3 separate regions of the Homo sapiens genome follow, and all the other regions are linked to region 3. A link is a loop called in an ENCODE intact Hi-C map of the cell type or tissue named here. Cell type or tissue: heart left ventricle. All regions are shown on one strand. Each heading gives the region's core, and the rest is flanking DNA. Links, peaks and the distances in the headings are about the cores only. Region 1 has its middle 42 kb from the start of LINC00997. Region 2 has its middle 44 kb from the start of KBTBD2. Region 3 overlaps NT5C3A (5'-nucleotidase, cytosolic IIIA).

Region 1 (8,220 bases), core at 1,197-6,196, 250 kb after region 3:
ATTAGTAATTTTACCAAATTCTGCCCAATCCTCCACAACCACCATAGTAAGAGGGTAATTTACAGGACCATCAGCAATGTGAGCATGCCTGTTTACCCATCAGCAGTCATGTCAAACTTTCTAATTTTTGCCAATTTAATATGTGAGAAAGAGAATCTGTGATTTTATTTTTTTACATTTCTGTTAGTATGAATGAGATAAGCATATTTTCATATGATAAAGAATCATTTGAATTTCTTTTCCTGTTTATTGTTCATCCTACAAGCTCATTTTCCTAAGGTTTGGGTTCTTTTATTATTATCTGTTTATTTTACTTATTTATTTTTGAGATGGGGGTCTCGCTATGTTGCATAGGATGGTCTTAAACTCCTGGCCTCAAGTGATCCTCCCACTTCAGTCTCCTGAGTAGCTGGGATTACAGGCTTAAGCCATCATGCCCAGCTTTTTATTTGTAAAGGTTGTTTATATATTAGAGATACTAACACTAGGAGTACCTTTGCCCATTTTGTCATTTGTCTGTTTACTTTGCCTGTGATGTCTTGTTACTTGCAAATGCTTAATTTTTGGTAAGCAAAATTATACTTCTGGAATTTGAGCCACAGTTAGGAAAGTTTTCCCTACTCCCTGGTTATAGAGGAAATCACCTATGTTTCTTTGAAATGGTTTGGCTCTGTGTCCCCACCCAAATCTTATCTCAAATTGTAATCCCCATGTGTTAAGGGAGGGATCTGGTGGGAGGTGACTGGATCATGGGGCAGTTTCCCCCATGCTGTTCTCATGATAGTGAGAGAGTTCTCATGAGGTCTGATGGTTTTAAAGCATGGGACTTCCCCATTGCTCATGTTCCCTCTCTCCTGCTGCCATATAAGTTGTGCCTTGCTTCCCCTTTGCCTTCCACCATGATTGTAAGTTTCCTGAGAGAGCCTCCCAGCCATGCAGAACTTTGAGTCAATTAAACCTCTTTTGTTTATAAATTATCCAGTCTCAGGTAGTATCTTTATAGCAGTGTGAGAACTGCTGAGAATTGGTAGTGGGGCACTGCTATAAAGATAACTTGAAAATGTGGAAGTGACTTTGGAACTGGGCAATGGGCAGAGGTTGGAACAGTTTGGAGGGCTTAGAAGAAGACAGGAAGATATAGGAAAGTTTGGAACTTCCTAGAGATTTGTTGAATGTTTTTGACCAAAATGCTGACAGTGACATGGACAATGAAGTCCAAGATGAGGTGGTCTCAGATGGAGAAGAGGAACTGGAGCAAAGGTCATTCTTGTTATATTTTAGCAAAGAGACATTGACATTTTGTCCCTGCCCTAGAGATCTGCAGAATTTTGAAGTACAGAGAGATGATTTAGTGTATCTGTCTGAAGAAATTTCTAAGTAGCAAAGCATTCAAGAGGTGTCCTGGCTTATTCTGAAAGCATTCCACTATACGTTCACAAATAGATGGTTTGAAATTGAAACTTAAGTTTAAAAGGGAAGCAAAGCATAGGTTTGGAAAATTCACAGGAAGCAGAAATTTGGAAAATTTGCAGCCTGACCATATGGAAGAAAAGAAAAACCCATTTTCTGGGGAGGAACTCAAGTGAGCTGCTGAAGTTTGCACAAGTAACAAGCAGTCAACTGTTAATAGCCAAGACAATGGGGAAAATGTCTCCAGGGCATATCAAAGACCTTCATGGAAGCCGTTTTCATCACAGGCCTGGAGGCCTAGGAGGGAAAAATGGTTTCATGGGCCAGGCCCAGGGCCCCACTGCTCTGTGCAGCTTCAGGACTTGGTGCCTTGTTTCCCGCCTGCTCTAGCTTGAGCTGTGGCTAAAAGGGGCCAAGCTAAAGCTTAGATTGTTGCTTCAGAGGGTGTAAGCCCCATGATTTGGAAGCTTCTATGTGGTGTTGGGCCTGTGGGTGTGAAGACAAGAGATGAGCTTTGGGAACTTCTGCCTAGATTTCAGAGGGTGTATGGAAATACCTGGATGTCCAGGCAGAAGTCTGCTGCAGAGGCAGAGCCCTCATGGAGAACCTCTCCTAAGGCAGTGTGGAAGGCAAATGTGGGGCTGGAGCCCCCATACAGACTCCCCACTGGGGCACTGTCTAGTGGAGCTGAGAAGAGGGCCACTGTCGTTCAGACCCCAGAATGGTAGTTTGCACCATGAACCTGGAAAAGCCACTCAACATCAGCCCATGAGAACAGCTGCAGGGCTGTACTCTGCAGAGCCACAGGGGCAGGGCTGCCCAAGGCCATGGGAGCCCACCCCTTGCATCAGCATGCCCTCGATGTGAGACATGAAGTCAAAGGATATTTTGGAGCTTGAAGATTTAATGAGTGCCCTATTGGGTTTCGGATGTGCATGGGGCCTGTGGCCCCTTTGTTTTAGCCAGTTTGACCAATTTGGAATGGGAACATTTACCTAATGCCTTTACCCCCATTGAATCTTGGAAGTAACTAACTTATTGATTTTACAGGTTCATAGGTGGAAGGGACTTGCCTTGTCTAAGATGAGACTTTGAACTTGGACTTTTGAGTTAATGGTGGAATGAGTAAGACTTTGGGAGACTGTTGAGAAGGTATAATTGATTTTGAAATGTGAAAAGGTTGTCAGATTTGGGAGGGGCCAGGGCAGAATGATATGGTTTGGCTCTGTGTCCCCACCCAAATCTCATCTCAAATTGTAATCCCCATGTGTCAAGGAAGGGAACTGGGAGATGATTGGATCATGGGGGTTGTTTCTCCTATGTTGTCCTCATGATAGTGAGGGAGTTTGCCTGAGATCTAATGGTTTTAAAGTATGACAGTTCCACTTCACTCTCTCTCCCTTTCTCCTGCCACCATGTAAGATGTGCCTTGCTTCTCTTTCATCTTCTGCCATGATTGTAAGTTTCCTGAGGCCTCCCAGCCATTCAGAACTGTGAATCAAGCTTCTTTTGTTTATAAATTACCTAGTCTCTTGTAGTATCTTTATAGCAGTGTGAGAACAGACTAATACATTATTCTATGAACTTATATATCTACAATTGTTCAAGCACCATTTTTGAAAAGACTATCCTCTCCCTGTTGAATACTTTTATTAAAAATATTGACTATATGTAGGGTCCAGCCCCACGGGGTCTGTGGGTTTTTCTCCCCGTGTGCAGAGATGAGAGATTGTAGAAATAAAGACACAAAACAAAGAGATAAAAGAAAGGACAGCTGGGCCCGGGGGACCACTACCACCAAGAGGCGGAGACCAGTAGTGGCCCCAAATGCCAGGCTGCGCTGATATTTATTGGATACAAGACAAAGGGGCAGGGTAAGGAGTGTGAGCCATCTCCAATGATAGGGAAGGTCATGTGGGTCACATGTCCACTGGACAGGGGACCCTTCCCTGCCTGGCAGCCGAAGAGGCAGAGAGAGAGAGAGAGAGAGAGAGACAGCTTATGCCACTATTTCTGCATATCAGACACTTTTAGCACTTTCACTAATTTTGCTACTGTTATCTAAAAGGCAGAGCCAGGTGTACAGGATGGAACATGAAAGTGGACTAAGGAGCATGACCACTGAAGCACAGCATCACAGGGAGATGGTTAGGCCTCCAGATAACTGCTGGTGGGCCTGACATCAGTCAGGCCCTCCACAAGAGGTGGAGGATTAGAGCCTTCTCTAAACTCTCCTGGGGAAAGGGAGACTCCCTTTCCTGGTCTGCTAAGTAGCTAGTGTTTTAACTTGACACTGACGCTACTGCTAGACCACGGTCTGCTTGGCAACAGGTGTCTTCCCAGACGCTGGCGTTACTGCTAGACCAAGGAGCCCTCTGGTGGCCCTGTCCGGGCATAACAGAGGCTCGCACTCTTGTCTTCTGGTCACTTCTCACTATGTCCCCTCAGCTCCTATCTCTGTATGGCCTGGTTTTTCCTAGGTTATGATTATAAAGCGAGGATTATTATAATATTGGAATAAAGAGTAATTGCTACAAACTAATGATTAATGATATTCATATATAATCATGTCTATGATCTAGATCTAGTATAACTCTTGTTGTTTTATATATTTTATTATATTGGAGCGGCTCGTGCCCTCGGTCTCTTGCCTTGGCATCTAGGTGGCTTGACACCCACAACTATACAGGCCAGGCGCTGTGGTTCACGTCTGTAATCCCAGCACTTTGGGAGGCAGAGGCAGGCGGATCACTTGTGGTCAGGAGTTTGAGACCAGCCCAGCCAACATGGTGAAACCCTGTCTCTACTAAAAATACAAAAATTAGCTGGGTGTTCACACTTGTAATCCCAGCTACTTGGGGGACTGAGGCAGGAGAATCACTTGAACCTGGGAGGCAGAGGATTCAGTGAGCCAAGATCACACCACTGGACTCCAGCCTGTGCAGCAGAGCAAGACTCCATCTCAAAAAAAAAAAAAAAAAAAAAAAAAAAAAAAATATATATATATATATATATATATATATATATATATATATATGGACTATACATGTGTATGTGAGGATCTTTCTGGATTCAATTATATCCCATTGATCTATGTCTATCCTTATGCAGTACCATGTTATCTTTATTATAATAAAATTTTGAAATAGTTTAGAGTAAGTCTCCTTTGTTCTTTTTGTAAAAATTGTTTTGACTATTGTAGGACCTTTGCTTTTCCACATAAACGTTATAATCAGCCCATCCATTTCTGCAAAAAAAGGAAAAAAAACATAGTGGTGGTTTGATAACAATTGCATTGAATCTGCAGACCAATTTGGAGAGAATTACCAACTTACCAATATCAACTCCTCCAAACTATGAACATGGTATATTTCTCTCTTCAGATCTTTTTAAATCTCTCTCAGCAATGTTATATAGTGTACAGTTCTTATACATCTCTTGTTGAATTTATTGCTAAATGGTTTTCTTTAATGACACTGTTAATTTTTTTATGGCTGGGCACAGTAACATAATCCCAGCCCTTTGGGAGATCAAAGTGGGCAAATTGCTTGAGCCCAGGAGTTTGAGACCAGCCTGGGCAACATGACAAAACCCCATCTCTACAAAAAATATGAAAATTAGCCGGGCATGGTAGCTTGTGCCTGCAGTCTCAGGTACTCAGGAGGCTGCAGTGGGAGGACTGATTGAGACTGGGAGGTTGAGGCTGCAGTTAACCATGATGGCACCACTGCACTCCAGCTTGGGTGACAGAGTGAGACCTTACCTCAAAAAAAAAATGTTTTTTAATAGTTGATAGTACATACAATGCAGTTGTTTATTGACTTTTTTTTTTTTTTTCAGAGATGAGGTCTTGCTCTGTTGCCCAGGCTAGCCTTGAACTACAGGGCTTAAGTGACCCTCCCACGTCAGCCACCTCAGTAGCTGGGACTGCAGGCATGAGCCACCAAGCTTGGCTTATATTGGTCTTTATCTTGTAATCCGGCTACGTTATTATTTCTAGAGTTTTTGTTTTGTTTTTTGAGACTCCTTCAAAGCCATATGCCTTTTCATTTTTCCTTAAACTATTGAGGGTTAAATTTTTTCTTTTCCTTGTCTTATTGCCTCAGTTAGGACTTCCAGTACAATTGTGAATAGAGGTGGTGAAAGCTGACATCTTTGTTTAGCTCCTGATGGTAGGGGGAAAGTTTTCCATCTTTCACTATTATACATATTAGCTGTAGATTTTTCATAGATGTTCCTCATCAGGTTGAGGAAGTTTCTTTCTCTTCCTAATTTGGTGAGTTTTAATCATAAATGGGTCCTCTAATTTGTCAAATAATTTTTCTATGTATTAGTCCATTTTCACACTGCTATTAAGAGCTACCTGAGAGTGGGCAGTTTATAAAGAAAAGATGTTTAATTGACTCACAGTTCCACATGGCTGGAGAGGCCTCAGGAAACTTACAATTATGGCAGAAGGCAAAGGAGAAACAAGCCATATCTTACATGGCGACGAGAGAGAGAGAAGAGAGAGAGGAGAGAGACAAAGGAGAGAAGGAGAGAGAGAGAGAGCAAGTGCAAAGGGGGATGTGCCACACTTTTAAACCATCATATCTAGTGAGAACTCACTATCACAAGAACAGCATGGAGAACTGCCCCCATGATCCAGTCACCTCCCACCAGTTCCCTACCCTAACATGTGCGGACTAAAAATTCCACATGAGGCCGGGCGCAGTGGCTCATGCCGGTAATCCCAGCACTTTGGGAGGCCGAGGCGAGCGAATCACCTGAGATCGGGAGTTGGAGACCAGCCTGACCAACATGGTGAAACCCTGTTTCTACTAAAATACAAAAAATTATCCAGGTGCACAGGCGTGGTGGCGCACGCCTGTAGTCCCAGCTACTAGGGAGGCTGAGGCAGGACAATAGCTTGAACCCGGGAGGCGGAGGGTGCAGTGAGCCGACATCACCCCACTGCACTCCAGCCTGGTGACAGAGCAAGACTCTGTATATATATATAAAAAAAAATTCCACATGCGATTTTGGTGGGGACACAGAGCCAAACCATATCAGTATCTATTGGCACAGTCCTATGGTTTTTGTCCTTTATTCTGTTAGTATGGTATGTGATTTTCTGATATTAAAGCAATCTTTTATTTATGAGATAAACTCTACTTGTTTATATCATTTTTATATGTTGGGAAGTTTTTTTTTTTTTTTAATTCCAACTCATTTGATGGTTATTTGACAAATCCTTTCTCCATGGTGTCAGAGACATTTCAGTACTAATTAGAATTCCAAAATAGTTGCCTGAATGACTTTACTGAAATTAAATTTTTCTTCATGACCTATACACTCCTTTACATAGGTTTTGTTCAGTTCTGTGCTTGTTATGTGCCACACACTTTTAGGTGTTGAAGATAAAGAGATAAATAGGGTAGACACAAGCCCTTGCCCTCACAGCAGTGAAGACAATCAAAATGACTAATACAGTTGGGTGTTAAGTAATATGAGGTGCATTTGAAATTTAAACAAAAGGAACCAAGATAGAATTTTTGTTAAAGCCTCCTGGAGGAAGTTACATGAGGTGTAAATTGAACTTAACCAGGGTTACCATATCATTTACCATCCAAACAGGCACACTTTTGAGAGTGATAGTGAAAACAAGCATAAACTAGGATGTATGGTTACCTAAGATTTAACCAGTCCATGGGGAATGGTGCTTAAGGCAGAAAAAACTGTATGAAAAGAAGGCCCATTAAAGTAACTAAAACATTCAATTTGGTCAGTTTGTAAATTGTGAAGAAGGAAATTAGTCCAGAAAAGCAAGCAAAGACCAGATTCAAAAGGCCTTATAAATCAGAAAATAACCTGGATTTTATTTCAAGGGTAATAAATGTTCTAAACAAAAGCATGACATTAAAATTGTATTGAAAAATATCTGATTGCAGTGTGGAGAAAATGTGAGCAAAGAACTGCACCAAAGAGATCATCTGGGGAGGGAACGGAGAGTGGTATGGGGTTTTGGGGGTCATGAAAATGTTACACAATGGATTGATAGGTGCACAACTCTGTGAATACTCTAAAGATCAATGGATTGTACATGTTAAATGGGTGAAATGTATGGAATGTGAATTATAGCTCGATAATGCAGTTAATTTTGAAAAACGGATCACTTAGAAATTTATTAAATTCTCCAGGTGACAGATGATAGGGGCTCGATTCATGTGTTAGAAGTGAGGATGAATTCAAGAGATTTGAGAACCTACCAGGCCTTGTGACGGACAGAATTCATGGAGGTGAGGAAGAGGGAAGAGTCGAAGTTGACTTTCAAGTTTCTACCTTAGAAAGCCAGTGGGGGATGGTGCCACTTACTGAACCTGAACCACAGGCAGGTGTGGGGTAGATAAGAGCCAGAGGTTCTTCAGACATGTTAAATTTGAGACCTTTGAGATATCCAAGGTGGATATCCAAGGCAGACTCTCAGGTAATGGTCTGGGCGGTGATTCACTGTAATGAACAAGACTGCCTACGGCATGTATGAATAGAGGAAGGCCAAGATCTGAGATGGTTAGAGGTGAGATCAGCAAGAGGCTGAGAAAATCCCAAGATAGGAAGAAAACCAGGGAAGCATAACATCAGAAGTCCAGTTCAGAGTGTTTCACACAAAGTGTTCAGTGTGGATTACTATCATGTGTCAATGAGACAAGTAGCCTCTGAACTTTAAAAAGATTGAAGTTTCAACTTCAGTGGAGTGATAGTTGCACAAATCACTCTCACCTCGGTTCAGTGGAGAATTGTGGTTCATCGGAAGACAAGGCATGGAACAAG
Region 2 (8,220 bases), core at 2,120-7,119, 200 kb after region 3:
AAAGATATTATCCTATATTGTCTTCTAAGTTTTACAATATTGCTTTTCATGTTTAGATATTTGATTCATCTGGGGAGTTTTATTTTTGTGTATAATGTGAAGTAGGGACTCAATACCATTGTTTTTGATATGGATAATCAATTATCACAGCCTCATTTATTAAATGTATGCACACTTGCTCCCAAGCCATCTATTCTGCTCTATTAGTCAATTTTTAAAATATTCCTGTGCCAATACTTCTACAGGTCTTGTAATAAACCTTGACATCTTATAGGAAAAATGCCCTTATCTTATGTTCTTCTGACTTATCTTGATTATTCTTTACCTATAAAAATTTTACATTGTTTGTCGGGCTCCATAAAAAGTCTTACTGAAATTTTGATTAAAACTTTAGATAAATTTGAGAACTGATATTTTTATATCTTGTTAACTTTATTGCTAGGTTCTTGTTTACATTTTTATTAATGATTGCAATAGACATGCAATTTTCCTTTATTGCATTGACCCTACTGTGCTCTTGGTATTAATGTTGCAGTCATCTAAAGAACTGAGTTTATTTGCTATTTTTTGGATGTTTGTGTAAGACTGGAATAATCCATATCTTGAATGTTTGGTAGGAATAGCTTATAACACTGGATATGTTGTTTTCTTCAAGGGAAGATTTTAAAAAGTTGTTAATCCAACTTCTTTCTGGGGGATGACTGTTATTTCTAATTTCTATTTCTTCTTGGTTCAGCTCTGTTTTTTCTAGAAATTTAGACATTTTATCAAAGTGTCCAAATTTATTGACAAAGTTTGTTTATAATATCCCCATTACCTGTTTACTCTCTGCAGCTTCTGTAATTTGCCATTCCTTATCTTTTACACCTTCTCTCTTATCTCCTGATTAAGGTTTCAAATAACCAACTGATATGGTTTGGCTGTGTCCTCACCCAAATCTCATCTTGAATTCCCACATGTTGTGAGAGGGACCCTGGTGGGCAGTAATTGAATCATGGAGGCAGGTCTTTCCCATGCTGTTCTCGTGATAGTGAATAAGTCTCATGAGATCTGATGGTTTTATAAGGTGGAGTTTCCCTGCACAAGCTCTCTGTCTGCTGACATCCACGTAAGATGTGACTTCCTCCTCCTTGCCTTCGGCCATGATTGTGAGGCCTCCCCAGCCATGTGGAACTTAAGTCCATTATACCTCTTTTGTAAATTGCGCAGTCTCAAGTATGTCTTTATCAGCAGTGTGAAAAAGGACTAATACACCAACTTTGACTTTGTTGATCTGTTTTCTGTTTCATCAATTTCTGCTCATTATTCCCTTCAAATTGGGGTGGGGGAACTATTCTGTTATTTATATTCCTGATACAGATATTTATTGATTTTTGGCTTAATGAATGCATTTTAGGCTAAAGGCCAAAAAAAAAACTCTAGAACTGCTTTAGTCATATTCCACACACAATTTGTAGCATATAATTGTTCTATTTTTTCTCAAATTTTCATCATAAATTATGAATTAATATTTAAAACTGTTTCATTTGTGCTGATTTCCAACTAAAGGATTTTCAATCCTTAAGATTGTTTTTTCCCCCCCAAAGAATTGCCATTTGGCTCCAGGTATGATCAATTCTTTCCTTTAACAAATATTGGGCACCCACATGTGTCAGGTACTGTTCTAGATGCTTAGGTTACATCTGTAAACAAAATAGGCCAAAAAGTCATGCTTTCTTGGAGCTCATGTTCAAGTTTTTTGTTTTTTTTGGAGGCAGGGGTCTCACTCTGTCACCCAGGCCATAGTGCAGTGGTACAATCATGGCTCATTGCAGCCTCAACCTCCTGGGCTCAAGTGATCCTCTCACCTCAACTTCCCAAGTAGCTGGCAATACAGGCACATACCACCCTGGCTAATTTTTTGTAGAGACAGGGTTTTGTCATGTTGCCCTGGTTGGTCTCAAACTCCTGGGCTCAAGAGATCTGCCTGCCTCTGCCTCCCAAAGTGCTAGGATTAGAGGCATGAGCCACTGTGCCTGGTCAGGAGCTCATGTTCTACTGTCAATTCTTGGAAATGTCCCATATACCTGAATAGAATGTATACTCTTCACTTGTTGGGTGCAGTTCTACATATGACTGTTAAATCAAGTTGCTTTTATTACTCAAATCATGCATTTCCTTACTGATCTTTTTGCTTATTATCTCAATTTCTAAGGAGAGGTATATTAAAATTTCCTGCTGTGATTGTTCCTTTGTCTATTTCTTGTTTCTAATTACTATCCTAAAAGCCATATTCTTTTAAAAGAAACTGATGTTCAAGAAACATGCCCTATTTCACTAAGTTTGTAAAGGATGGATTATGGATTCCAGCGTAGTTGTCTCTATTATGACAATATTAATTGTGCAACTGTTGTCATCTGTTTTCCCTAATATCTACACCCAATAATAACACATCAGTCCCTTCTCATCCTTTGGAAAATCCCTCTTCCCAGACTTTTAATCAAATTACCAGAGTTCCTTGCTCCCTGTTCAGCAGCAAATGTGTCTATGGCTGGTCACCACAGTATCCTGAGCCACACACTGAAATCAGTCAATGAGTCCCGCCCCTGGACAGATGTATGTGTCTTTATCATATTGCCTTCCAATAAATTCATATGGTCACTAGCCATGTCTGAAAGTACCTACCAAGGATATGCTATGAGGTTAATTATTGTTTAGCTGTTTGACACGGATATTTTCCCCTATGATATTTACCTCATCTGATGATGTCCTGCATTTCCTTGTTATTTCTTTTCCATGGCTGGAAAACATAAACTGTCTTTTAGTCCTAAAAACAACTTTTATTGCCATCTGCAATTTACTGCATTGTTGAATAAAGTATGGTTTATTTCAAAACATCATTAAGCAGTACTACTTTCCAGGAACTGTGCTAAGAGGCACTGTGGATTCAGAATGGAGTAAGACATGTTCTTTTTATGAAGAACACAATAGAGTGGGGGAAAAGTCATGTTGATAAATGTGTGCGTGGGAGTTATGGGCACGTGGGCAGTGGGAGGCAATGCACTCAACCAAATGGCAGGCAGTCAGGAAAGACCTCACAGAAGAGGTGACATTTGAGTTGTATCTGAAATACATACTAAGAAAAGCATATTCCAGGAGGGGCAAAAAGCATCTGCAGAGAAGACACATGATTCCTCACACAATAAATTTTCAAAGTGATTTGTATTTTTTCTTTTTGCTGCTATATTCCCATTTCTTCTTGACACTCTAATCAGGGTTTACAAATATGTGGCACCTGCACTGCCACTCTCCCCCTTCTCCCTGCCATTGGCAGCATCCATAACTGAAGACAGAATTCTTTCCTGAAGAGTCTACTCAACACTAGGTGCCATGATTAGAAATAATGTAGAAATTAATAATCACAATTAATAAAGTGTACATGACAGACGCTTGCCATTCCTACTTTGACTGGGTGGAGATGTGGAAATCTTGTTATTCAGAGGTGAAGTAGGGAGGGCAAGTTCTAAAATGTTAGCCCTAGGGCACTAGAATCACTGGGGATTAAAAAAAATTCTAAATCTCAGGCCACACATCTCTAGGGGTGGGAAAAAGGCTTCAGGATTTTTTGAAGCTCCCCAAGTAATTTTAATGTGCAGATAAGTTTGAGAATTACTGCCATATAAGTCTGTTCAAAAAGGTCAAATTTGTTACCTATGTAAAGGGCTCAAGGGATTACCAAATTGTACTCTTCTGGGAAGAGAATTTTCCAGAGCAAGAGCGAGGCCTCCGAATCTGAAGTCTGTTCACTAAGCGGATACCAGAGTGAAGACTTGAGGAGCCTGGCCAAAGAGCAGGATATCAGCAGCAGGGGGCAGAGCCAGAGGTGGCCTGCAGGCATCTTTCTTTCCCAGTTTTCATGACATTATGCCAAATCTACTTAGCAGTGGCCATTTCGTATTTTCATTTCTATTTTTTCAGAAATGCATAAGGACTAAGGGTATCAGAGTAATCAGCATAACAACCAAACGAGCTGAAGTCTGCAAAATTCAACTCCCCCCGCCAAGATATTAAATTTGCCTACAGGAAAAAGGCCCACCAGATACTTAAAAAAATCAACGAAATGATATTATGCTGCATTTAAAAGAACATGCCTATGAAGCAGAATACCATGTAGTGCTACCATTTATTTGAAAGTCATTTTGACAACACTGTGCATACTTATTTAGAGTTTTGGGTTAAAGATAACTGAGTATAGAAAACTATAGAAAACATTGCTTTGAAAGTGGATCCAGTATCAATGTTATCCTAATCTCTTTGAAAAAAAGGAAAACTATCTCTTAATTACACTACAATCAAATCGAGTCTTCAATTCTTATATATTCATTCAGAATTTTAAAATCTCTCTCACGGGAGGAAATGTAAAAGGAAAGTTTTCAAGACCTTTTTGTACCTTAATATCCTTTTCAATTTCTAATGTAAAATGTATTCGTCCTGATAACGATGCTGTGAAATAAAGACCAATTCAGGAATGTAATGAAGTTTAAAAGTAGCTCCTCTTTTTCTGCATTGAGAACAATTTTGTTGATTCAAATTAGAAACTTCTAGTTGGGGGCAGGAGAAAAAGGAGGAAGAAGAAAGAAGCAAGCAATCTGTGACCTAGCGCTGATTATTGGCTGACTTCTAATAAAGGAAGAAGATTCGGATTTGTGGTGCCAAAACAAAAGTAATAAAGTGGAAAATGAATTTTTGCAATCCCCACACATCATTGAATTTATGTATTGTCTTCTAGACAAAGTAATCCTACAAAAGGAAGTTCTATTTCAAGGATTTTCACTCCTTTTCCATCTCTGAACTGAAAAGAAACGAGGTGCAGTTTGCAGCTTCAAAATATGTAAATAATCTATAATTCATATCAGTGTTCCGATTAAAAATTTCCTAATCTGTTCTTTGCTCCTTGCAAGTTTCATTGAAGCAGTGCCCCCTAACAGGCAAAGAAGGTACGTGGTAAAATTCAGCTCCTGGTAGAGTGTCCATCAACCAGCTCTGGTGGGATTGCTGTGAGGAATGGAGCGCCCCCTGGAGGCCAGTCATCCAGCCAGTCTGTACCCACCGATTAGAGCAGAGGCTCTCAAGTATCGTCCCTGGACGAACAGCCTCAACACCACCTGAGAACTGTTAAGAAATCCAAGTTCTGGGGCCCCACCATAGGCCAACTGAAACAGAAACCTCTGTGGTGGGGCCCAGCAATCTACAGGCCTTCCAGGTGATGCTGATGCCTGCTAATTAAAAGAGGAGCTACTTTTAAACTGTATTAGAACACCTCATTCCCCAAAGATGTCAGAATCAAGGTGTCATTGTGTTAAGAAAGTAATTACACAGGAATGAAGAGAGCTGAAATGTCTTTCCTACATAGAGAAAGAACCAAGAAGTTGATGTTTGTATCAAGTAAAAACATTGAGCTACAATTTAGAAAATGTTGATACCAACGTATTTTTTAAATACATTAAAGCAGCTTTTAGCAACCCTTTAATTATTCCCAATATATAGTTTGAATGAATTACTGTGTCCCTTGATGAAAAGGATAAAGGAATGTAAGTGACTCTACCATAAATACAGGAAAAGTTCGGATAATCTCAGTGCCTACCACTACCAACAACAAGACCAGAGTCTACCCCCACTGTTATGATCCCTCCCTCTCTTCTCAGGACTGCCATCTGACTCAAACCAGTTCATGGCTATCTGACTACAAAACGAGGCCGAACTTGATCACAGTCAAGGTGGAAATGAAAATAACAATCAAGAAAAACATTTCCCTCATTTTTCATGATTTTTTTATTTAACATATATAGTACATGTAAACAACTGGCACAAAATTCATAAAAATACAATACTCCTATGCAATATCACTTTATTCCTGATATATACTTTCATTTTCTCATTAATATCACTGGCCTATTTTAACACTATAGTTTTTTTGCCAAGCATTTTTAGAGGCTTATCTTTTTAAAGAAATACGGCCCCAACTTTGTTTTCTAAAATGTCATAGCAATAGCTATTTTGATCGCCTCTTTGCCCATCCTTACTTTCCTCACACTAAAGCAAAAATATTTTTAAATGCTAAAAATATGCAAAATACTGAGCTTTAATGCTGTTTTGTCACACCTATGGAACCTGCTATCACTCTGCATTGCCATCAAAGGTGTGGATGCTCCACAGCACTGGTGCTGTGAGCTGTGGCCACGGCTGCATAGCAGGGACCTTCAGGCCTCTGCTCCAAACTGGCTCTCCTAATATATAGTCACATTTTGCTGGGGGTTACATTCATAAACCCTGCTACAAGAGGATCCTTCTGGAAAAAGCTAATTTATACTACTTGTAATGGTTCCCAGCAAATGAAGCAGTTATAATAGTATTTTTAATGCTTTTTTCCTGTACAGAATTTCTACTTATTACATGTGAACTTATTTGGAAGGAAATTACTGGGGGTGAGAAAAATATAAAATAAATGTAAAAATATAATTTTTAAAAATTGTAGCTGCTGGATGTACACAATCAGCCACACTCAGGTGAGCAACAATCACAGATAAGCAGCGCGCACCTCCCTCTCCCTGCTCATGTCGACTCCCATCCTCAGCCTCAAGTGTCACTGCCCATTTTCCTGGACTGTTGTGCATCATCGCTCAAATGTTGCTTTTAATCCACAAATCACGGGCTGCTTTCCTATTTTCTAAAACTAGCAAAAGCCTAAGAAATAAAAATAGTCAACCAGCAAATGAGAAACAGTGGTCACAAATCTGAAGAACGCTGCCAGAGTCCCTCTCCTGGGCCGCCTCCAGGGAAGGAGCATCCCTAGGAGCTGCGGCTCTGGGCACTGGGGCAGGACTGGGGGGCGCTGCTTCTCTGAGGGCACACTCCTCAGCCTTTGCAGCTGACTCATGTCAGCAAGCTGCTGCTTCCTCGAGACCAGGCCTGCCCTTGGGCTCTGGTAAGAAGGTAGAAAGGGAACAGCGGCTTCCAGGAATGGGCACCAGAAACCATGCCTGAGGACTAAGGTCTGAAGGACAATCCACAATGAGGTTAATCTGCCTGTGGTTAAGAAAGAGAAGCTGTATAATTAAATGTGTAGTCAGTCAGCCATAGTCATGGTTTGCTTAGAATTTAAAACCCTAAAACCTTTTCTCAGAGCTACGAGGTTTCATCGTTTTGAAGAATCTCATTTCACACAAATTAACTTCTAGGAAACAAAAATTCATACAAGGAATTCAAAGAAGGTGTAGAAATTTCTCAAAATAAAAATAAATAGGAAGAAGAAAACTAAAGAGGAGGACGAAATATACTCATTCCTCATACTGAAATGATGATTTTTAGAACCAAAATTATAACATAAGGCTTAAGGCTTTGTCTTAGTAAAGACAGGCAATCTTAAAAGTAAAATATAAAAACTTCATTTATTGTTATTCTTTACATTTTTGACAGGAAAATTAGTCATGTTTTATTGTATCTTAAGAGTAAAAGGAAAATTACCATGTACTACAGTCTACTGTTCCACTATAAGTGATGTCTACTCAAATATACATTAGTTTCTAGATGCACTATATTTGGGGTTGTTCAAAATAGTTTTTCTTAAAACTACAATTAAACATGAAAAAATTTTAAAGTGGTTTAAAGTATTAAAATGTAAACATTTGAATAATGCTAAAAAATAAGAAAAGTACAGTTACCAATAATTTTTTTAAAACCAAGAATAAGTATTTGATAAGCAACTAAATGAGTAAACAGTACTTATTTGACAGAAAATGTTGGGGGGAGGAGGAGAGGAGAGAGAGCGAGAGAGAGAAAGAGACATGATAATGCCACATGGCTGGAAGTTAAGGGAATTTCCTAACCACAAGGCCCAAGAGTTTGGATTAATAATGGGCAGGAAAAGCTTCATTAACAGGAGAACAGAGAACAAAAAGAGCACAAGGAAGCAAAACAGACAGATAGTTCCGCAAAGCAAACACTCCATGTCTGCCCCATCTACTGTAACTCAAGTTGATGACAGGGGCTGACATGACCGAAGAACTTACAATCACTGAAATGTCCAAAAGACAAGAGCAAGAGGCAGAAAAAAGAAGCAAGGGGCATTAATAGTTCTTACACTATAAAATCAGCCCCTACATTGTCAGAATTGTCCTGTATTTTCACGTCATCCTTGTCACAACTCATTGTGTTTTCTTTATATAGATAACTTTGCTCACT
Region 3 (7,735 bases), core at 1-5,000:
CTCCTGGGCTCAAACCGTCTTCCCCCCTCAGCCTCCCAAGTAGCTGGGATTACAGACATGTGCCACCATGCCTGACTAATTTTATTTTTAGAGACAGGGTCTTGTGGCTGGGCACGGTGGCTCACGCCTGTAATCCCAGCACTTTGGGAGGCCAAGGTGGGCAGATCTTGAGGTCAGGAGTTCTGGAGCAGCCTGGCCAACATGGTGAAACCCTGTCTCTACTAAAAATACAAAAATTAGCCAGGCGTGGTGGCACAAACCTGTAATCCCAGCTACTCAGGAGGCTGTGGCAGGAGAATTACTTGAACCCGGGAGGCAGAGGTTGCCGTGAGCCAAAATTACACCATTGCACTCCAGCTCTGGGCAACAGAGCAAGACTCTGTCTCGAAAAAAAACAAAAACAAAAACAGACAGTGTCTTGTTATGTTGCCCAGGCTCATTACATCTTTAGATCCTTTTACTTTCTTCACCTCGGTTACCAATACTAGCCATTGATTGGCGGGCAAGAGGTGGGCATTTTTTCCTACAATACAGCAATTTTTTACAACCTGGCTAAGGCTCCTAAGAGCTGGTTATATAAACCATGACAACTAGAGAAGGATGAAACCTTATTTTGAAATACAGGATCCCATATACTAGTGTTTTACACCAATGGTACTCAAAGAGTGGTCCCAGACCATGGCATCAACATTGAGCAGGAACTTGTTATATATGCGAGTTATCTAGTCCTACTCCAGACAAACAATCAGAAACTTTGAGGTTGGACCCAGCAGTCTGTTTTAACAAGCCTGCAGGTGATTGTGATGTGTGCTAAAGCTTGAGAATCATTTAAGTAAACAATTAAAATTCTTACTACAGCAAAATGCAAATTTTATGTGTAACAAAACTTCCAGGTTACTTGCTCACAAATAATAGAATCGGTGCTGCCAGACAATTACTGTATAAAGAGAGAGTGATGAGGATATAGAAAAATAGGTACTTTCATTTACTTTATTAAAGGCAGTATACATTGGTTAAATGAATGATGGTGCATTTGTATAATAAAATATTGGGCAGCTGTGAAAAAAAAATCTGTATAACTTTTTTTTTTTTTTTTTTTTTTTTTGAGACCGAGTCTCTCTCTGTTGCCCAGGCTGGAGTGTAGTGATGCGATCTTGGCTCACTGCAACCTCTGTCTCCCAGCTTCAAGTGATACTCGTGGTGCCTCAGCCACCTGAGTAGTTGGTATTACAGGCACCTGCTACCACGCCTGGCTAATTTTGTATTTTTAGTAGAGACGAGGTTTCACCATGTTGGCCAAGCTGGTCTCGAACTCCTGACCTCAGGTGATCCACCTGCCTCAGCCTCCCAAAGTGCTTGGATTACAGGTGTGAGCCACTGTACCGGGCTATGTTAACATTTTAAAAAGCTCAAGAAATGGTGACAAGGGGAAAAGGCAAGTTGCAGAACAGTTGTGCTCCCAAAAGAAATACACATGTATATCCTTATGTCATTGGAAATTAAAAAACAAAACAAAACAAAACAAAACAAAAACTTTAGAAGCTGTTTCTAGTTTTACTAATGACAGTGGACTTGGGAGGATGAGACCAGGAAGGGAGACTTCAACTTTTTCATCCTTTAACTTTTTATATTGTTTGACATATCATGAGCATGTATTGCTTTTATATATTTTTTAAATCGGTTTTTTAAAAGCAACAAGATTTTTTAAAGTGTGTTGGGACCACATTGTAGAACATCTCTATTAGTATAAGATATTTGCAATTTATTTGCTAGAGAGGCTTTGGGTATGGTTTTTAAAATAAGTGATACCATCTGGAATGTGTTTTGATACAATTAAACTGATAACTGAGCACGCACTAAATTAATATTATTAGAATCTGGAGGTGGGGAGCAGGAATTAAAATAAGCCTGTATTAAAGATAATGAAGTATTAAACTGTTATGGGAGCAGTAGAAAGAGGAAGACAGAAAAGAGATGGATTGCAGAGGTGAAATCTATAGGACTTTATATTTTTTGCACAGTGTTTTGGATTATCCTTAATGTTCATAGTAGTTTGAATGTTCCTGTGTATTTTATGTTAAATAGTTTCCATATTTACCTCTTTTGTTTGCTTTAAAAATAGTTCAGTTGGCCAGGCGTGGTAGCTAACGCCTATAATCCCAGCACTTTGGGAGGCCGAGGCGGGCGGATCACAAAGTCAGGAGTTCGAGACCACCCTGACCAACATGGTGAAACCCCATCTATACTAAAAATACAAAAATTATCTGGGAGTGGTGGCAGATGCCTGTAATCCCTGCTACCCAAGAGGCTGAGGCAGGAGAATCACTTGAACCCCAGAAGCAGAGGTTGCAGTGAGCCAAGATTGCACCATTGCACTCCAGCCTGGGCAACAGAGTGAGACTCCATCTCAAAAAAAATAAATAAATAAAAAATAAAAATAAAAATAGTTCAGGTATTACATATTTAGAGAGAGTTATTAAAGAGAGAGATATATAAAGAATCTTAAGTCCTATTTTAATCTTTATTCTCTTTTAAATTAGAGGTTGTAGTTTATATCTTCAGCCTAACAACTTGACATGTAATGTCATTAAACCATACCTGATAGGTTTTTTTTCTCTCCTTAAAAACAGCAGTAGGGAAATCTATACAATTCAGTTTTTCCATCAGCAGGTGGCAGACTTCTCTGGCCATTGTGACACACTGCTATTCTATATCAAATTATCTTTCTTGTGTTACGCACTTTTATGTTAACTCTCAGAGTTGCTTAAACCATTAATCTATACAATTTAAACCAAGTAAGACAACTTTCTGCCATTATAGACTTAAATGCCATTTTGTCATTTTTTTCATATATGTTGTTTATCTTCCTCATTTTCAAGGTGCTGATAGATTACAAAGTAGTTTAGCAGTTCATTAAAGAGTTGCTTCATTTGTTTGCCAAGTTCCTTCTTGTAATTAGGTGGAAGTAGAGAGCCAGTGCTTGCAAGATCCTTCCTGTCCCCATTCTGTCTTCTCTACTGCCTTGTCAGAAGGCATAGCCTTCTCCTTTGCCTTATCTCCGATATCATTAGTTAGGCAGACTTTTCCCAGTGAAAAAGATCAGTTTTTCAGTCTATCTGGATTTCTCTGTCAAATGGTTAGGGTTCTAAGGGAACAAGTTGCTAGATAAAATTCAGTGAGACAGGAAAAAGTTGAGAACCCAAGCATTATATACAGCATAGCAAAATGTTGCAAAATAGAAACTTACTATAGTCGGCTTAAGAAAAAAGGAGGCTTCACTGGGACTAGAACTAGAAAGCAGTTAGAAACTGACTCCCATTTGGGTTAATTTGGCACTGTGCTATTGTTTGGTAACTAGGGAAAAACTAAAATTTAGAGGTGCCTACGTTGACCAAGTATACTCTACGCATTTATTTAGTCCTTAAAACACAGTCTAGCTGTAGTTACTTTCCTAATTTTCTGTTAACTCACTTAGGAAATAGCTAGTTAAGTAGCACAGTCAGCATTCGTTTGATTCTTGTACTCTGAAGCTTTTGGATAAAGTTTCCCTGTTTGGGTAATTTAAGCAGGTGTACATTTGTTGCCAATTTTTATGTAATTTTTTTTTTTTTTTTTTTTTTTGAGATGGAGTCTCCCTCTGTCGCCCAGGCTGGAGTGCAGTGGTGCGATCTTGGCTCACTGCAAGCTCCATCTCCCGGGTTCACGCCATTCTCTCGCCTCAGCCTCCCAAATAGCTGGGACTACAGTCACCTGCCACCACGCCTGGCTAATTTTTTTGTATTTTTAGTAGAGACGGGGTTTCACCGTGTTAGCCAGGATGGTCTCGATCTCCTGACCTTGTGATCTGCCTGTCTCGGTCTCCCAAAGTGCTGGGATTACAGCCGTGAGCCACTGTGCCCGGCCTGTTGTCAATTTTTAAAATTTTGATGTCTTTCTAAGCTAGATAAATAGAATAAAAATTCTATTTTGTGTACAATATGTACATAAAAGAGATTTTGTCACATGTTCCTAATTTTGGTAAGATAGGAAACTCTAGTGTTCCATAATTTTTATTCTGTAATTCTTTGTGTGTGGCTTATTTAGTAATGATATACAGTATCTTTTTCCTTTAACAAGTTATAGAATCTATGGCTTGAACAGAAGACAATCTTGTAAGGGAATGGGGTGGTCTTTGAAAGTTTAGTAGTTGGTAAGTCCTTGGTTCAAATCTCAGCTCTGCCACATTTTAATGGTTTATCCTTGGACAAGATACTAAACTTTTCTAAGCTTCAATTTCCAGTTATCTAGAATGGGGATGATTCACCTAAATACTCTTATGCCTTGTTTACTTCAGGGTATTATATTAAGAATGTATTTTGACTTTGTCAGGCAATGTTGCTATAAGGCCTAATAATAATAATTAATAAAGAATATGTTCTTAGTGTTTGTATTTTATTTCACTTGATGTTTTAAAGTAATTATATTTTGGAGAATTCTAACAGTATACTATTCTAAGTGCCTTCCTGGATTAAGATTGAAAAAGAGATGATATACATAAAGTTGTAAACAGTGCTTACCACGTAGTAGTTATTCAATACATATTGTCCTATCTTCTCCCTTCTGTTAATAAAGCTAATTTTGTTCAACTTACTTTTAGACATGATACTCTCTTAAAGTAGATTTAATTATGTAATGCATTAAAAAATTATCTCTAAACAATATTCCATTTGAGCCCTCAGATTTGGAGATAGCAGAATGTTTGGTGATGTCATACATCTTTCTTAAAGTTTAAAAAGATGGGATATGGGGAGATATCCAGCATTATGCCAAATTTTGAGCAACAATTTGTAACCTGAGCACTTAGCACTGTAGAAAACAGGGCCTGATCCCCTGAATGCCTGCCATAATCATTGGAGATGATTAAAGTGACCCGGGGGTCTTGGAGGCATTGCATATATAATTATTTAATTTTGAGCTACTGAAATTTAATTTGGCTAAAACTATGCAAGAAACATAAGTTACTATAGATAATAAAGCTTTCATATATGTTTTACCCACTTTTGAATCCCCTCTAGTACACTTATAGCAAGCATAGATCGATCATGTGATTCACTATAGATTTCAGAAAACTAACTTATGAGGTCCACATTCATGGGTTTCCAGTCATGTGACCTAACTTTAAAGAAGTCTTAATAATTGGACTCATGAGTACCTGAATTATGATCCAGCTTTTTATAAGGAATTTGTTTATTTTAAACTATTTACCAGGCCGGGCAAGGTGGCTCATACCTGTAATCCCAGCACGTTGGGAGGTGGAGGCAGGAGGATCACCTGAGCCTAAGAGTTAGAGACCAGCCTGGGCAAAATAAGGGGACCTCATCTCTACTAAAAATCAAATACATCAAAAAAAAACCACACACACACACACACACACAAATCAAATGTATCAATACTATAAATGAAGACGCCATTTATGGTATTATCTTACATCCTGTTTTCTTGGACCTGACCTACCTATTGCAACATAAATGTCATTTCCTCTAAAAGTTTATTTAAATACAGAATTTAATCCTATTTAAGTAAGAAATCAAAAGACACACACACACACACACACATACACATATAAAAGCCAGGTGTGGTGGCACATGCCTATAGTTCCAGCTACTTGAGAGGCTGAGGCAGGAGGATCACTTGACCCCAGAAGGTTGAGGCTGGTAAGCTAAGATCATACCACTGCACTCCAGTCTGGGTGATAGAGTGAGACCCTGTCTCAAATAAATAAATAATTTATCTATTTTATTTTGTATTGATTCTTTTTATATCATACAATACACGTTGATATAAAAGTGAATCTAGATGAGCAAAAGAAATCTATAATTTTCACCACCTTAAAAGACCCCCGTTTTAGTAAGTGTACTTCCTTTATTTTTCTATGTATATAATTAAGTATAATTTTTTTACCCAAATGAAGTCATTCTGTAATGTTTTAAATCAAGATTGTTTACTTAATTTGTTTATAAATTTATACTTATATTTTCATAACTATATTGTATTTATGCTATTATATCACATGGATATCATAACTATTTAAAAATGTATTTAATTGATGCATAGTATTCAACTCAAGTTATCACCCGCCAGTCCTTCATATGATTTCAGATAATTTTGCTACTAGTTACTATTAATTCATGAATTTAAATCTCAAAATAATTTTGTTTATTGTTCTCTTGCCTTAGTATTTACTTAATGTGTTTATGTGGCACAGTAAGAAGGAAGGGTAGTAAGTTAAATCTTAACTTTTTACTCCTCATTTAGATGTACTCGATATAGTGCACCAATAATAAAAGCTTAAATTGCATTACCTTTTTGCCATTTTTAATTTAACTTATAACAAAATAGTGATCTTAAACAATATTGTTTGTTTCTTTTTAAGGGCAGGAATACCAATTGTGAGATGTAGAAGGAGTCCAAAATTAAAACAGAAAGCTTTTCATCTTGTTTCATTTCAATCATAGAGATTCAGCTATAATAAAATAAAAAGATTCGGGAGGCTGAGGTGAGAGGATCGCTTGAGCATAGGAGTTCAAGACCAACCTACTACACCCCATAGCAAGACCCGACTCTTAAAAAAAAAAAAAAAAGAAGCCAGGTGTGGCAGGGTGCACCTGTGGTCCCCACTACTCCAGAGGCTAAGGCAGTAGAATTGTTTGAACCCGGGAAGCAGAGGCTGCAGTGAGCCAAGATTGCACCACTGCACTCCAGCTTGGGCGACAGAATGAGACTCCATCTCCAAAAAAAAAAAAAAAGTCAGTGCTAAGCATCTTGAAATATTCAAACATATGGCATTTGAAAGGAGAGCCAGGAAAGACTCCCTTCATTTATGTTATTGTCTTACATCCTATTTTCTTGAACCTGACCTACCTATTGTAACATCAGTGTCATTTCTGCTAAAAGTTTAAAACAGAATTTAATGCTTTTTAAGTAAGAAAGTAAAAAAGATATAGTTCATGTTCAACAATTTTACTTGAGTTTTTGAAAATTAAATTACTTGATCTAGATTTTTGCAATTTTTTTTTTTTTGAGACAACCTCCCCCTGTCACACAGGCTGAAGTGCAGTGGCATGATTGTACTGCAGCCTCTACCTTCTGGGCTGAAGTGATCCTTCCACCTCAGCCTCCTGAGAAGTTGGGGCTACAGGCACATGCCACCACACTTGGCTAATTTTTTAACATTTTTTGTGGATACAGGGCCTCTGTATGTTGCCCAGGCTGGTCTCAAACTCCTGGGCTCAAGCAATCCTTCTACCTCGACTTCCCAAGGTGCTGGGATTACAGATGTGAGCCTCAGCCCCAGGCCTAGATTTTTGCAAAGTTTAAGAAATACATTGAGATGGGAACCATAGGTTCTCATCAGTTTGCATATACATATGTCTGTAAATTCATAAGGCTGCAATCAGTCTCACTCACAGTCATCTACTAGGATAAGTTTTTGCAGTGATCTTAAATGATAAAAAACATGAGGCTGGGCGTACTGGCCTAGCGCCTATGGTCCCTGGGAGGTTGAGGTGAAAGGATCACTTGAGCCCAGGAGTTCCAAGCTTTAGTGTGCTGTGCCAATCAAGTGTCTGCACTAAGTTCGGCATCAATATAGGAACCTCCTGGGAGCAGGGGACCACCAGGTTGCCTGAGGAGGGGTGAACTAGCCCTGGTTGAAAACAGAGCAGGTCCATACTCCTAAGCTGATCAGTGGTGGGGT

The links. Hi-C counts contacts between places; a loop is a spot of excess contacts. Peaks named below come from ENCODE experiments on the same cell type or tissue, not always from the same donor. Only the 100,000 strongest peaks of a DNase experiment are listed, where the experiment ranks them.
Region 1: it touches region 3 in a loop (2.8-fold over the local background); 27 of 110 quality-filtered maps call a loop at or near these places.
Region 2: a loop joins it to region 3, with 14 times the contacts of the local background. A loop is called at or near these places in 27 of 110 quality-filtered maps.

The regions. Positions count from the first base shown.
Region 1 is chr7:32,796,205-32,804,424 of GRCh38, reverse strand. No RefSeq gene overlaps it. Among named protein-coding and RNA genes, the nearest start is that of LINC00997, 42 kb to the right of the region's middle. In heart left ventricle, for the core only: a CTCF peak has its summit at 3,795 (motif pointing left); a DNase peak (open chromatin) is centred at 3,774.
Region 2 is chr7:32,843,635-32,851,854 of GRCh38, reverse strand. No RefSeq gene overlaps it. Among named protein-coding and RNA genes, the nearest start is that of KBTBD2, 44 kb to the left of the region's middle. RefSeq lists enhancers at 6,365-6,864, 6,865-7,366. In heart left ventricle, for the core only: a CTCF peak has its summit at 5,031 (motif pointing left); a DNase peak (open chromatin) is centred at 5,064.
Region 3 is chr7:33,045,856-33,053,590 of GRCh38, reverse strand. All of the region lies in intron 1 of NT5C3A (5'-nucleotidase, cytosolic IIIA), which reads left to right. It also overlaps the pseudogene RN7SL505P. Among named protein-coding and RNA genes, the nearest start is that of NT5C3A, 13 kb to the left of the region's middle. In heart left ventricle, for the core only: a CTCF peak has its summit at 2,669 (motif pointing right); no DNase peak of the experiment used is centred there; H3K4me3 peaks cover 511 bases; H3K27ac peaks cover 517 bases.